Linked DNA regions of Homo sapiens: all the other regions are linked to region 4. The links are chromatin contacts, found by Hi-C or POLR2A ChIA-PET in ENCODE. All regions are on one chromosome and are shown on one strand. Each heading gives the region's core, a stretch centred on a gene start or an enhancer-like site at or near the end of the contact. The rest is flanking DNA. Distances are from core to core; before and after follow the strand shown. Region 1 overlaps LINC02762 (long intergenic non-protein coding RNA 2762). Region 2 holds the start of BCO2 (beta-carotene oxygenase 2). Region 3 holds the start of PTS (6-pyruvoyltetrahydropterin synthase). Region 4 holds the start of SIK2 (salt inducible kinase 2).

What was found. A loop is a pair of places that touch in the nucleus more often than their neighbours do. ChIA-PET counts read pairs that join two places held with the same protein, here RNA polymerase II (POLR2A). Pooled maps may share reads with other maps.
Region 1: a loop to region 4 is called in a map of B cell, with 34 times the contacts of the local background. The contact joins the enhancer-like site here to the promoter of SIK2 in region 4. A Hi-C loop is called at or near these places in 8 of 168 maps with a recorded cell type or tissue (A673, B cell, CD4-positive, alpha-beta T cell and 5 more), 9 of 37 single-sample maps with no recorded cell type and 16 of 50 pooled maps.
Region 2: a loop to region 4 is called in a pooled map, with 8 times the contacts of the local background. The contact joins the promoter of BCO2 here to the promoter of SIK2 in region 4. A Hi-C loop is called at or near these places in 3 of 37 single-sample maps with no recorded cell type and 7 of 50 pooled maps. POLR2A ChIA-PET finds 5 or more read pairs at or near these places in 1 of 52 experiments (OCI-LY7).
Region 3: a loop to region 4 is called in a map of naive thymus-derived CD4-positive, alpha-beta T cell, with 5 times the contacts of the local background. The contact joins the promoter of PTS here to the promoter of SIK2 in region 4. A Hi-C loop is called at or near these places in 3 of 168 maps with a recorded cell type or tissue (K562 and naive thymus-derived CD4-positive, alpha-beta T cell), 6 of 37 single-sample maps with no recorded cell type and 13 of 50 pooled maps.

Annotation. Positions count from the first base shown.
Region 1 is chr11:112,279,273-112,281,972 of GRCh38, reverse strand. The region is part of intron 1 of LINC02762 (long intergenic non-protein coding RNA 2762); the gene reads right to left. Among named protein-coding and RNA genes, the nearest start is that of LINC02762, 9.9 kb to the right of the region's middle. RefSeq lists an enhancer at 1,542-1,631. Within about 2 kb of position 1,337, at least 9 of the 41 ENCODE cell types and tissues checked have a DNase peak (open chromatin) inside an H3K27ac peak, as active enhancers do.
Region 2 is chr11:112,174,203-112,176,902 of GRCh38, reverse strand. BCO2 (beta-carotene oxygenase 2) reads right to left here and starts at 1,391. Exons shown (of 12, transcript NM_031938.7): 1 at 1,214-1,391. The coding sequence starts at 1,301.
Region 3 is chr11:112,224,996-112,227,695 of GRCh38, reverse strand. PTS (6-pyruvoyltetrahydropterin synthase) reads right to left here and starts at 1,268. Exons shown (of 6, transcript NM_000317.3): 1 at 1,170-1,268. The coding sequence starts at 1,252. RefSeq lists silencers at 336-630, 988-1,397.
Region 4 is chr11:111,601,080-111,603,779 of GRCh38, reverse strand. It overlaps SIK2 (salt inducible kinase 2), which reads right to left and starts at 1,331. Exons shown (of 15, transcript NM_015191.3): 1 at 1,082-1,331. The coding sequence starts at 1,216. RefSeq lists silencers at 566-725, 1,276-1,715 and an enhancer at 1,806-1,945.

The DNA.
Region 1 (2,700 bases), core at 88-2,587, 680 kb before region 4:
AACAGGAAGCAGACTCCCAAACAGCTCATTCATTGGCTGGCTAGAGACTTTTGAAGTGGCCCAGCACCTGAAAAAGGGGAAGGGTGTGTCAATTAGATTTCTATCTCAGAAAGCAAAACTGGAAAATGTCAAGAAAATCAGTCCGTTGGTGGCGGGAGCCAAGGCTGAAATGTCCTGGAGTGCAGCAAGTGGAGAGAGGCTGAAGGGACCACAGTGAGTGAGGGGTAAACCAAAGTTATGAATCAGCAGAAGCTGTGGCGCAGGGAAGAGGCAGGTGCAGAAAACAAGGCAAGGGAGCTGCCAGTGGCGAGCGGAGAATGGAGGACCTGCTCACAGAAGCCAGGTCGCCTTACTGGGGGAGAGCCAGAGCAAAGATCCAGGACTCCTGCTGGAGTGTAACCTCAGATCCAAATGCAGGCTCTGTGGACATTCTTGCTCCCTTGTTGCTCCCTTCTCCTTCCAGCTACCTCCCCAACTTCACTTGTACTGGTGTGTGAAGGCATCTGGTTATTGCCGCTTAAAGAACCCGGCCGGGCACGGTGGCTCACACCTGTAATCCCAGCACTTTGGGAGGGCGAGGCGGGCAGATCGCTTGAGTTCAGGAGTTCCAGACCAGCCTGGGCAACATGGCGAAACCCTATCTCTACAAAAAATGCAAAACAATTACCCAGGTGTGGTGGCACATGCCTGTAGTCCCAGCTATTTTGGGGGCTGAGGTGGGATGATCGCTGGATCCCAGGAGGTCAAGGCTGCAATGAGCCAAGATCATACCACTGCACTCCAGCCTGGATGACAAAGTGAGACCCTGTCTCAAAAAAAAAAAAAAAAAAAAACCACCTCAGTTCAACCATTAGCAAGTAGAGATGGACAGAGAAAGTCACACACACAAAAAAAGCCAATCAATAAGGAAACCACCTAAAAGAAGAACAATTATTTTACAGTTTCTGGGAATAATACTAATTAACATGTGTATAACCATTTGCAAATTTTGGCTTAGGATAATCATGAGAAACATAGAAATTGAATCTGAGTTCTGTCTCACCAGTCACCATTGCAGAATCAGTTCATTTTAGTCAGAAGGCCAGATAGGGGACTTTGCAATCTACAGCTCACCCTGTCACATCTCAGTGGATCTTTTTGAGGTGGGGGAAAAAAAAAAAAAAAAAAAACCTTGAGAAGCGAGGGCCAGGGGAAGGGAGGAAAGCATCTTGAAATAGACCATGGTGGCCACTAGAGGGAGATGCTACCTTGTGAAACATTTCACGGCCCGCTACTTCCAGGGAGAGTTCTCAGCTGAGACCAGAGAACGTGAAGGGACCTGCTCCCCTTCCTCCTCTTTTAGAGACGAGATGAGGCAGCATCCTCTCTGGAACCGAACGGGCTCTCCTCCGCGTTGGTGAAGACAAGGCCATGTTCTACAAAGTTCATGCATAACCCATCGTTCCTGCGGACCAAGGCAACAGGAATGGCCATCGTCTGGAGGGGCCGGCTGAAAGAGAGCCGGAAGAAGAAATGTCTAATGCTGCCCTCAAACATCTGAGAGAATACGGAGAAGGGCCACATTTGCTATGCGCGGCTTCAAATGGCGGAACTAGGACCCATGGCTGAGAGCTACAAGGAGAAACCACTCAGTACAAGAAGGGCTCCTTGGAAACACAGCTGACCAAATTGTGGAGTGGATCCAGCTGACACTGACCATTTTTGGGTGTGGCATAGATGGGCGACCACACTGTGTGGGCAGTTGGTCTCACCGCCTCTAAGACACCTTCCATCTCTGAGAACCTGCAGGAAGGAGAGAAGTGGCCTTGCGACCCCCACCCGCCCCGCCCACGCCGAGTGCTTCTTTGCCGCCCATCCTACCGCGTGCCACCAGGGGGCGCCGCTGCTCTGGAAGACGCCTTACCACTGAGGTTTCAGAGCCAATCCCTGAGAGCCAAGTGCCCACCCTCAACCAAAAGACCACCTGTTAGGTCGAGATAGCACAATGAATCTGGATTGGTTGCACCTCCGCTATTCCAAACACATTGCAATAGTACATAAAGTATAAAAAGAGAAAACCAAAAGATATAGTTCCTGCCCACTGCCGTGGCTCACACCTGTAATCCCAGTGCTTTGGGAAGCCAAGGTGGGAGGATTGCTTGAGGCCAGGAGTTTGAGATCAGCCTAGGCAACATAGCAAAGCCCCGTCTCTACAAAAAAAAAAAAAAAAAAAAAAAAATAGCCAGGTGTGGTGGCAAGCACCTGCAGTCCTAGCTATTTGGGAAGCTGAGGAGGGAGGATCGCTTGAGCCCAAGAGTTCAAGGTTACAGTAAGCTATGATTGTGCCAATGCACTCCAGCCTTGGGACAGAATGAGAACTTGTCTCTAAAAAAAAAAAAAAAGATATAGTTGAGCTGAAAAAAATATGTATGAATATCTCTTTGGATCAGAAAAGGAAGATAAACCCAAAGCAGTGAGCAAGGCTGAAGCTCCAGGACGGCTGCCCAGTGCTACCTGGGGTTACAAATTCCTGGGGAGCCATGGGCCCGGGGAGGGGAAGGACAAAGCCTCCCTTCCAGGAACTGAGACAAGCCACCCACTGTGCTGTCTCCAGTATCTGTTGTCACCAGCCACCTTCATGAGGCGTTTCTAGACCTGGGGTTCAGAGGGACAGGAGGAAGCAACTGCAAAACCTCTAGACAGGTGCAGTTGAACAATCAG
Region 2 (2,700 bases), core at 142-2,641, 570 kb before region 4:
TTCTAACTTTCCTGCTGCCCTATAACTACTCTCTGCATTCTGCTAGTTTTATTACTTATTAGCTGACAACCTTGGGCAAGTTACTTAATGTCTCTGAGCCTCAGGTTTTTCCATGATAAAATGGAAATAAAAGGAGGTTAATACTTCCTGTTTATGTCTGTTGTCATAATCAAATATAAAGATAGTGGATGCTTTCCAAATGTTAATTCCCTTTATGGGCTCCTTATCCCCCTTACCACTTCATGAATGTTCCTAAGGTCCTACCTTGGATCTTTAATCTCAGCACTCTCCCTTGGCAATCTCATCTAGTCTCTTAATTTCATCAATTACTTCTTGCAGGTGACTTTCAACATGTCAAAATAGAATGTTTAATTCCCCCCCCCCCGCCAATCAATTTTCTTCATCTAGGATATTTCCCAACTCCTTCAGATGAAATTTACTCACCTAACTCATCCTTCAAGATCCAGTTGCCATGTCATTTGCTTTATAAACACAGCATTCCCCTTACCTACAGCAAGAACTGATTCTCCTTAGTCTGAACTCACAGCATCTGTTTATAGCTCTCATATGGACCTTATCTTATCTGTCTTGTATGATAAATGATACTACCAGTACTCCTTGAGTACAGGGTCTGGTGTTTGTCTCCTCTCTCCTTCCAGTACGTAATACATTCCCTTGCATACTGCAAACATTAAATTACTACATTAAGTAATTTTAAAATTTATAGTGCATATTAGTATGATTTCTGAAAGCTCTAGATCAGCCAATTTCTATACATAAAATCATGTAACAATGGTAACTATAATAGAAGGCTATAAAACATAAATGAGTTTTAAGGCAGTCCCCGCAAAATGCAAATAGAGAAACCAAACAATTACATTAGAACGTGTGGCAGTGATTTTTCAATTTAGAAAAGCCTAAATATTGAATATTCTTCTTATTGCAAATCCCAAAGAATACCAAGTCCCTGAATCCTGCCTTAAATATTGCATAAAATATACAAATGTGAAGGCTGTTTCCCTGACCATGAGGAAACAATCCTAACTCAGCCTTCTTTAACTTCCAGGACTCTGCGGAATTGCTATCTCATCTGAGCCACACAGGACACAAAGCTTCAGAAGCTCCCAGCAACCTTCAGGAAAGAGGCACAGAATTCTAAGCGCAGACTGGCAAGAAGAGGAGGATGAGGAAGAGAAAGGGGCAAACCCTCTACCTGGGAGCCGGTGCACCATCACAGGAAGGAAATCCACTGCAGTGGCAGAATGACTCCTGATAAAATGGAGAAAGACTCGAAAAAACATTTTTGTATTGAGCAGATCCAGTGATTTCCAAATCCTCTCACACTGGCAGTTTTGAGTACTACTAAACAGTGAACACGCACAGAACTGCCTGGACTGTCCCTCCCTCACTGACAGGTCAAAGAGAGGACGCAGCTTAAGGGGCGGGGCTTATTTCCATGACAACCGTCCAAACACCCTAGCTATAATACGCAGCTGTTTGAAATATTAAAATTAGACCACCAATAGTGGTCTCCCCCGCCCTAAACTTTTCTTTTTCAAACCTGTTCTCACACTACAGTTAAGTCCGTTTATCCTGATGCACAGCATCAATTTTTTTATGCCACTCCTCTTCTGGAAGATTCCGACACAGAATAAAGTCCGAATTTAGACTGCCACTAGAGGACGCTACAATCTGGCAACAATTTACCTTTCATCCTTTTTCTCTGCCTTTAAATCACTTCATCCTTCCTTTTCTTTTCTATTCATTAATTTTACAGAACATTTTCTGACAATCTAGCATGAGTGAAAGTATGCCCTTAAAATGTATATGACTTTATTAACATTTTTAGCACCAATGTAGCAAATACTGTGCTACAAAGTAAGAATACCAAGAAACAAGATTGTCCCTGCTCTCCAGTTTAGACCATACACTATTCCCCTTCATGAATTATCATCCCAGCAAAGTGACTAACATACCATGATACGTTTGTTCTTCTGTGCCACTGAAGAAACTTTTCCCCTGCCTGAAATATCCCCTTTCCTTTTCAAAAATCCAATTTAAAATCTACCTCTCTGACTCCCTTACCAAAAGGTCTTCTAGTAACTCCCACAGCACTGCCACAGAGTTGCTTTTAACATTAACATATCATGTTTTCCTAGCAAAATTGTATTTCAAGAAAGAAGTGGTTAAAATTGTCAGAAGGGAGTGTCTTAATACATATAGCAGAGTACGAAGATAGTTCGGTATATATTTTGATTAGTAATCAATGAAAAATAACTTATAAATTTGTGATATTTTATTGAAATAGTAAAGAGTAACATTAGAAGTGTAAATTAAAGGGCAATAGTATTCCTGCAATAGCATTTCTCCAGTTGTGAGATAATAATAATTATTATTATTTTCTGAGACAGAGTCTCACTCTGTCACCCAGGCTGGAGTAGAGTGGCACAATCTCGGTTCACTGCAACCTCTGTGTCCCGGGTTCAAGTGATTCTCCTATCTCAGCCTCCTGAGTAGCTGGGACTACAGGTGTACGCCACCATACCCAGCTACTTTTTTTAATTTTTATTAGAGACAGGGTTTTGCCACGTTGGCCAGGCTGGTCTCGAACTCTTGACCTCAAGTGATCTGCCTGCCTCAGCCTTTCAAACTGCTGGGATTACAGGTGTGAGCCACCATGCCTGGCCAAGATAATTACTC
Region 3 (2,700 bases), core at 19-2,518, 620 kb before region 4:
GGGCGAGCTGGTTGTTAAAAAAAGCCTGGCACCTCCTCTCCTCTCTCTTGCTCCCTCACTTGCCCTGTGAGTTGCCTGCTTGCTCGCCCTTCGCCTTCCACCATGAGTGGAAGGTCCCTGAGGCCTCAACAGAAGCAGATGCTGGTGCCATGCTTCTTGTACAGCCTGCAGAACCAAATAAACCTCTTTTCTTTATAAAATACCAGTCTCAGTATTCCTTTGTGGCAATGCAAAATGGAATAACACACCCCCACTTTCTCCTGCTCAGCCACTTCTTGTATTTAGAGTGCTAAAGTCTTTTGCACAAAATTTTCTCAGTGTACCCTCCACAAAATAGGCCAGATTGGAAACCCCATACAAGATCCCTGATGCATCCGTTACCTAGCACAAGCCCTGACAAGCACGAAACAAAACCTGGTTTAGCGAATGGAGGGATGAATCCTGTTAGATAGCGATGGTCATCCTCATTTCACAGACGACGATACGGAGGGCCAGAGGGTGGAGCTGGTTAGTGCGTGGTAAAATTCCTCAAAATCAACTCGTCAGTGCATGCAAGCAGTATGTATGATCGGGATTCAAATCCCAACTATGCTGCTTCGGAAACTGAACGTCTGGGCTCATTTTTTTTTTTTTTTCTCCTAGCCACTAGACCACCAGGGACTGGGTTCATCCAGTCTTTGGTAAAAAAGGGGCTAAAATTTGCCTTGTAATTACATTAGATATGGTGGCCAATGCTCCTGGCATACAAGATTAGCTAACATTTACTGAGTGTCTACGCCGCGCCAGGTACTGTGTAACATAGGCGAGTTTAACACTGCTGAGTTTCACAGCAACCCTGTGGTCTACACCAAGGGACTCCTAGGGGCAGAGACGTTTCTTCGAGTCGCAGAACCGGGTGTGGGCCCCGCACCCAGACGTGGGCCATCGCCCTCCGCAGTCGGCTCCGTTAACCATCAAGCTCCCCCACCCCTCCAGGGCTGGGGACACTCCAGCCCCCATCAGGATGCTGGAGGCCGTCCGAAGCCCCACGAAGCCGACCAGCGCGCGTCGCCCCAGCAGCCCCCGCGCCCCTCCCGGGCCCGACGTCAGCACGCCCGCCGGCCCCGCCCCGGTGACGTTCCGGGGCCCGGCGCCCACCGCCCGCCGCTGTACCTGTGTGCACACCCTACCTGTACAATCGGTGGCTCGCGCTGAAGGAGATGCGGCGGGACACTTGTGCCTGGCAGCGACGGCCACCACCTTCCGTGCTCATCTTCCCGGCGCTGTCTGCGGTGCTCGGCCGGCACCTCCTCCCGCCGCGCGGCCGGTGCCTCCTCCCACCGCGGCTGCGCAGTGCGTGCCAGACGCGCCCCTAGGAAGTGCGTCTCCGCTTCCGCTCTGGCCAATCCCGGCCTCGGGAGACAGTTAAGGGTGTCTCTCGCTATCTGAATCTCTTCGGAGAGCAAGATTTGGGATACCTAAGCATACCCTGGAGTGGTCAGGGTGGGTGGGGACCCTGTGTCCTTGATCTGTTTGCCCCGCCTGAGGTCACGCCACGTAGTTAGGGCCCGTCTGGGCACACTTTGGGTCCTGAGTGACCTCTCTGAGCCTCCTCTCCCACTCTCTCCTGTAAAGCTCCAGTGACTGGTGACTCAATCGGATGAACCCCAGGGCCACAGTCCGCTTTATAGACCAAAAGGAGCAGGAATTGAGCCAGGCGGGCGTGGTGACGCACTCCTGTAGCCCCAGCTATTGAGAAGGAGAGGGATCACTTCAGCCCAGGAGTCCAACCTGGGCAATAGAGCAAGACCCTCGTTTCTCTTTTTCTTTTTTCTTTTTAATTATTATTATACTTTAAGTTCTAGGGTACATGTGCACAACGTGCAGGTTTGTTACATAGGTATTCATGTGTTATGTTGGTTTGCTGCACCCATCAACTCGTCATTTACATTAGGTATTTCTCCTAATGCTATCCCTCCCCCAGCCCCCTACTCCCTGACAGGCACCGGTGTGTGATGTTCCCCACCCTGTGTCCATGTGTTCTCATTGTTTGATTCCCACCTATGGGTGAGAACATGCAGTGTTTGGTTTTCTGTCCTTGTGATAGTTTGCTGAGAATGATGGTTTCCAGCTTCATCCATGTCCCTGCAAAGGACATGAATTCATCGTTTTTATGGCTGCATAATATTCCATGGTGTACATGTGCCACATTTTCTTAATCCAGTCTATCATTAATGGACATTTGGGTTGGTTCCAAGTCTTTGCAATTGTGAATAGTGCCACAATAAACATACAGGTGCATGTGTCTTTAAAGTAGCATGATTTATAATCCTTTGGGTATATACCCAGTAATGGGATGGCTGGGTCAAATGATATTTCTAGTTCTAGATCCTTGAGGAATCGTCACACTGTCTTCCACAATGGTTGAACTCATTTACACTCCCACCAACAGTGTAAAAGCATTCCTATTTCTCCACATCCTCTCCAACATCTGTTGTTTCCCAACTTTTTAATGATCGCCATTCTAACTGGTGTGAAATGGTATCTCATTGTGGTTTTGATTGGCATTTCTCTGATGGCCAGTGATGATGAGCATTTTTTCATGTGTCTGTTGGCTGCAGAAATGTCTTCTTTTGAGAAGTGTCTGTTCATATGCTTTGCCCACTTTTTGATGGGGTTGTTTGATTTTTTTTCTTATAAATTTGTTTAAGTTCTTTGTAG
Region 4 (2,700 bases), core at 82-2,581:
GGAAAAGGATGAAACTCCAGGAGGAACTACAATAAGGCAGAGTAGAGTACGTCAAAACCACTAGGTTTTATTCTAAAGAATGGTTTTGTTTCTACCGTTCTTCTAAGGTATTTAATTTGCACGTCTTAAAATAGAGACCCTGAGGAGAGCAGCTTGAGGCAGTGGAAGGAAGGGGGGCGGGTTAGGTAAGAACAGAGACTTGTGAGAGAGTATGTGCGGTGCATTAGAATGTGCAATGAAGAGGGTGCAGGATTCACCGTCAGGAAGCAGTTGAGGGCTTTATGAGTAGAGGCAGAATCTGATATGGTTTAAAGAATGCGTATTACAGCCAGAATGCACACCTGGTACAGTGACAACCCTAGACAAGTAGAAGACCAATCCACCCACCGTGCAAATGCAGAGATGACCATTTTAACCAGTTCTATTGTCTGGGGCATTAAATGGAAATGCCCCAGGCAAGAGATCAAGCTAGCCAGACACCAAATCAGAGACACCCTGGGCCAAAAGGAAGGAGAGGAGATGGACAGTGGCCGTGGGGGTATTCCCAGCCATGGGGCCCTTCCTCGTCGGGCAGGGGAGGGGCGCCGGGGTCACGGGGGCCGCACGATCCCCCATCCGCGGAGCCCAAGCGCAGGCGGTCCCCTCCTCGGGCCGGCGACGTCTCTCACGGCGCAGCCTGGGAACACCGAGACTTCCCCTCCCACCCCACCCCCAGCCGAAAGCAGGGAAGACGCGGAACTTGGGCTCCGGAGCGGAGGCCACAGACCAGGTCACGGCCCGGGTGGGGGGCTCTGGGCGAAATTCCGGGTGGCCACCGGGGGTGGCGTAGGGGAAAGCAAAGCCCCGGCTGGTTGCGTTTCCAGTCGGACGACACTCGGGTCCGGGTGCCCGGGCCCGATCCCTTCGCTGCTCACCGACCCCCTGCACCTCCTGGGTCCTCACAGTCCCAGGCCCGCTCGCCTCCGCCAGTGAGGCGGCCTCTCGGGTCTCCCCGGTCCCACCACTGCGGCCGCCCCTCTCGGTAAGCAGCTCCTCTCCCGAACCCTCGCCTCGGACGCTCCCGCCGAGCCCCGGGCCGCACCTCCGTCTTGGTGATCCGGTGCCGCCCCAGCTTCACCACAGCGAAGTTGCCCTTGCCCAGCGTGCCCTCGATGTCGTAGAACCCCACCCGGACCGGCCCGCGCTGCAAGTGCCTCGGGCCATCCGCCATGACCATGCTGGGCCCCGCTGCTAGACACGGCGGACAGGAGCGCGGGCGGGCGGGAGGGTTGGCAGCGCGGCTTGGCTTGGGCGACGGCCGCTCCGCTTGCTCCTTCGCTCCTTCGCTCCTTCCCTCCCGCTCCCCAGGGCCCAGCCAGGCGCGCGCCGCCGCTGACGTGCGCCGACGTCAGGGGGCCGGGGCAGGGGGGCGGGGGCGGGCCCGAGCCTGGATTGGTCACCATGGCGACCGAAGCACCGCCGACGTCGGCTGCTGGAGAGTGGGGGACGGCGCACGGGGAGGGGCGCGAGCCTGGCCGGCGCGCTCCTTCCGGGCTCAGACGCCCTCCCCTCGCCCCTCCGCCTCACCGCTGCCAGGGGCGGGGTCGCTGCTCGGCCCGCTCCGTTCCTCGGCCTTCCAGGCGAAGGGCAAGAGCGAGCCCTGGCGGACCGTGCGGAGGGGTGCAGAGACCTGGATGCGGCCTGCGATCTCCTTCCCCGCCCCGGCGTTCTCCGCCCACCCGGGGTCCTTCCCGCCAAAACCTCTCACCTACAAGTACAGCGCGTCCTAAATTTGGCACCGGCAAAGAACTGTGGCTGAGCAATGCGTTGCTCACAGGCTCCTTTCTTTGTGTCCTTTTCTCTTCTCGTTGCTATATATAATAAAACCCTCCACGTTTTGATGTCTCCGAGGAGTCATTCTGACAGCAGTGCAGTCGCTTATAGACTCACAGAATGTCAATGTCAGCGCTGAAGAGATCTTGGAGATCACTTAATCCAGAGATTTGGAGCCTCATGTGAGCTTCAGAGTTTGGAACCCCCTAAAACACAGGCCAGTTTTTGCTTATGTGAGCATGTCTCTGGGGAGATGGACCCGTAGCTTCTGTCAGATTCCCAAACGCGTTGGTGACTCTGAAAAAGTTTAGAAATATTTCTCTAATCCAATTTTTTTCCCCAAAGGACGAAGAAGACCTCAAGGAATAAAGGGAATTGCCTAGGTCACACAGGCAATAGTCGAGGTAGGATTATAAATCACACCACGCTTCCAAATGTGACTCAAGGAAACAGGGACAGTGACACCTCACTATTTTGAGATGTATCATATGCCTTTATATCTTGGTTTCTAAATACCATTCTCCACCTAAAGGAGCCAGACTCCGTGGCGAGATGGCTCATTCGAGGGCAGAGACAGGGAAAGTATAAAATGCCCTTGAAAGATCCTGCTCCTTAAAGCAAGGAGATTTCTTGGCTATGTCAAGGAAGATATGTCAAAAGAAAGCAGATGGCTCGAAGGTGCTCCCCCCTTACCAAATCTGAGACAGTTTGAGTATCAGGAATAAATAATGGGCCGGGCTTAGTGGCTTACGCCTGTAATCCCAGCACTTTGGGAGGCTGAGGCGGGTGGATCACCTGAGGTCAGGAGTTCAAGACTAGCCTGTGTGAAACCCCATCTCTACTAAAAATGCAAAAATTAGCCGGGCGTGGTAGTGGGCGCCTATAATC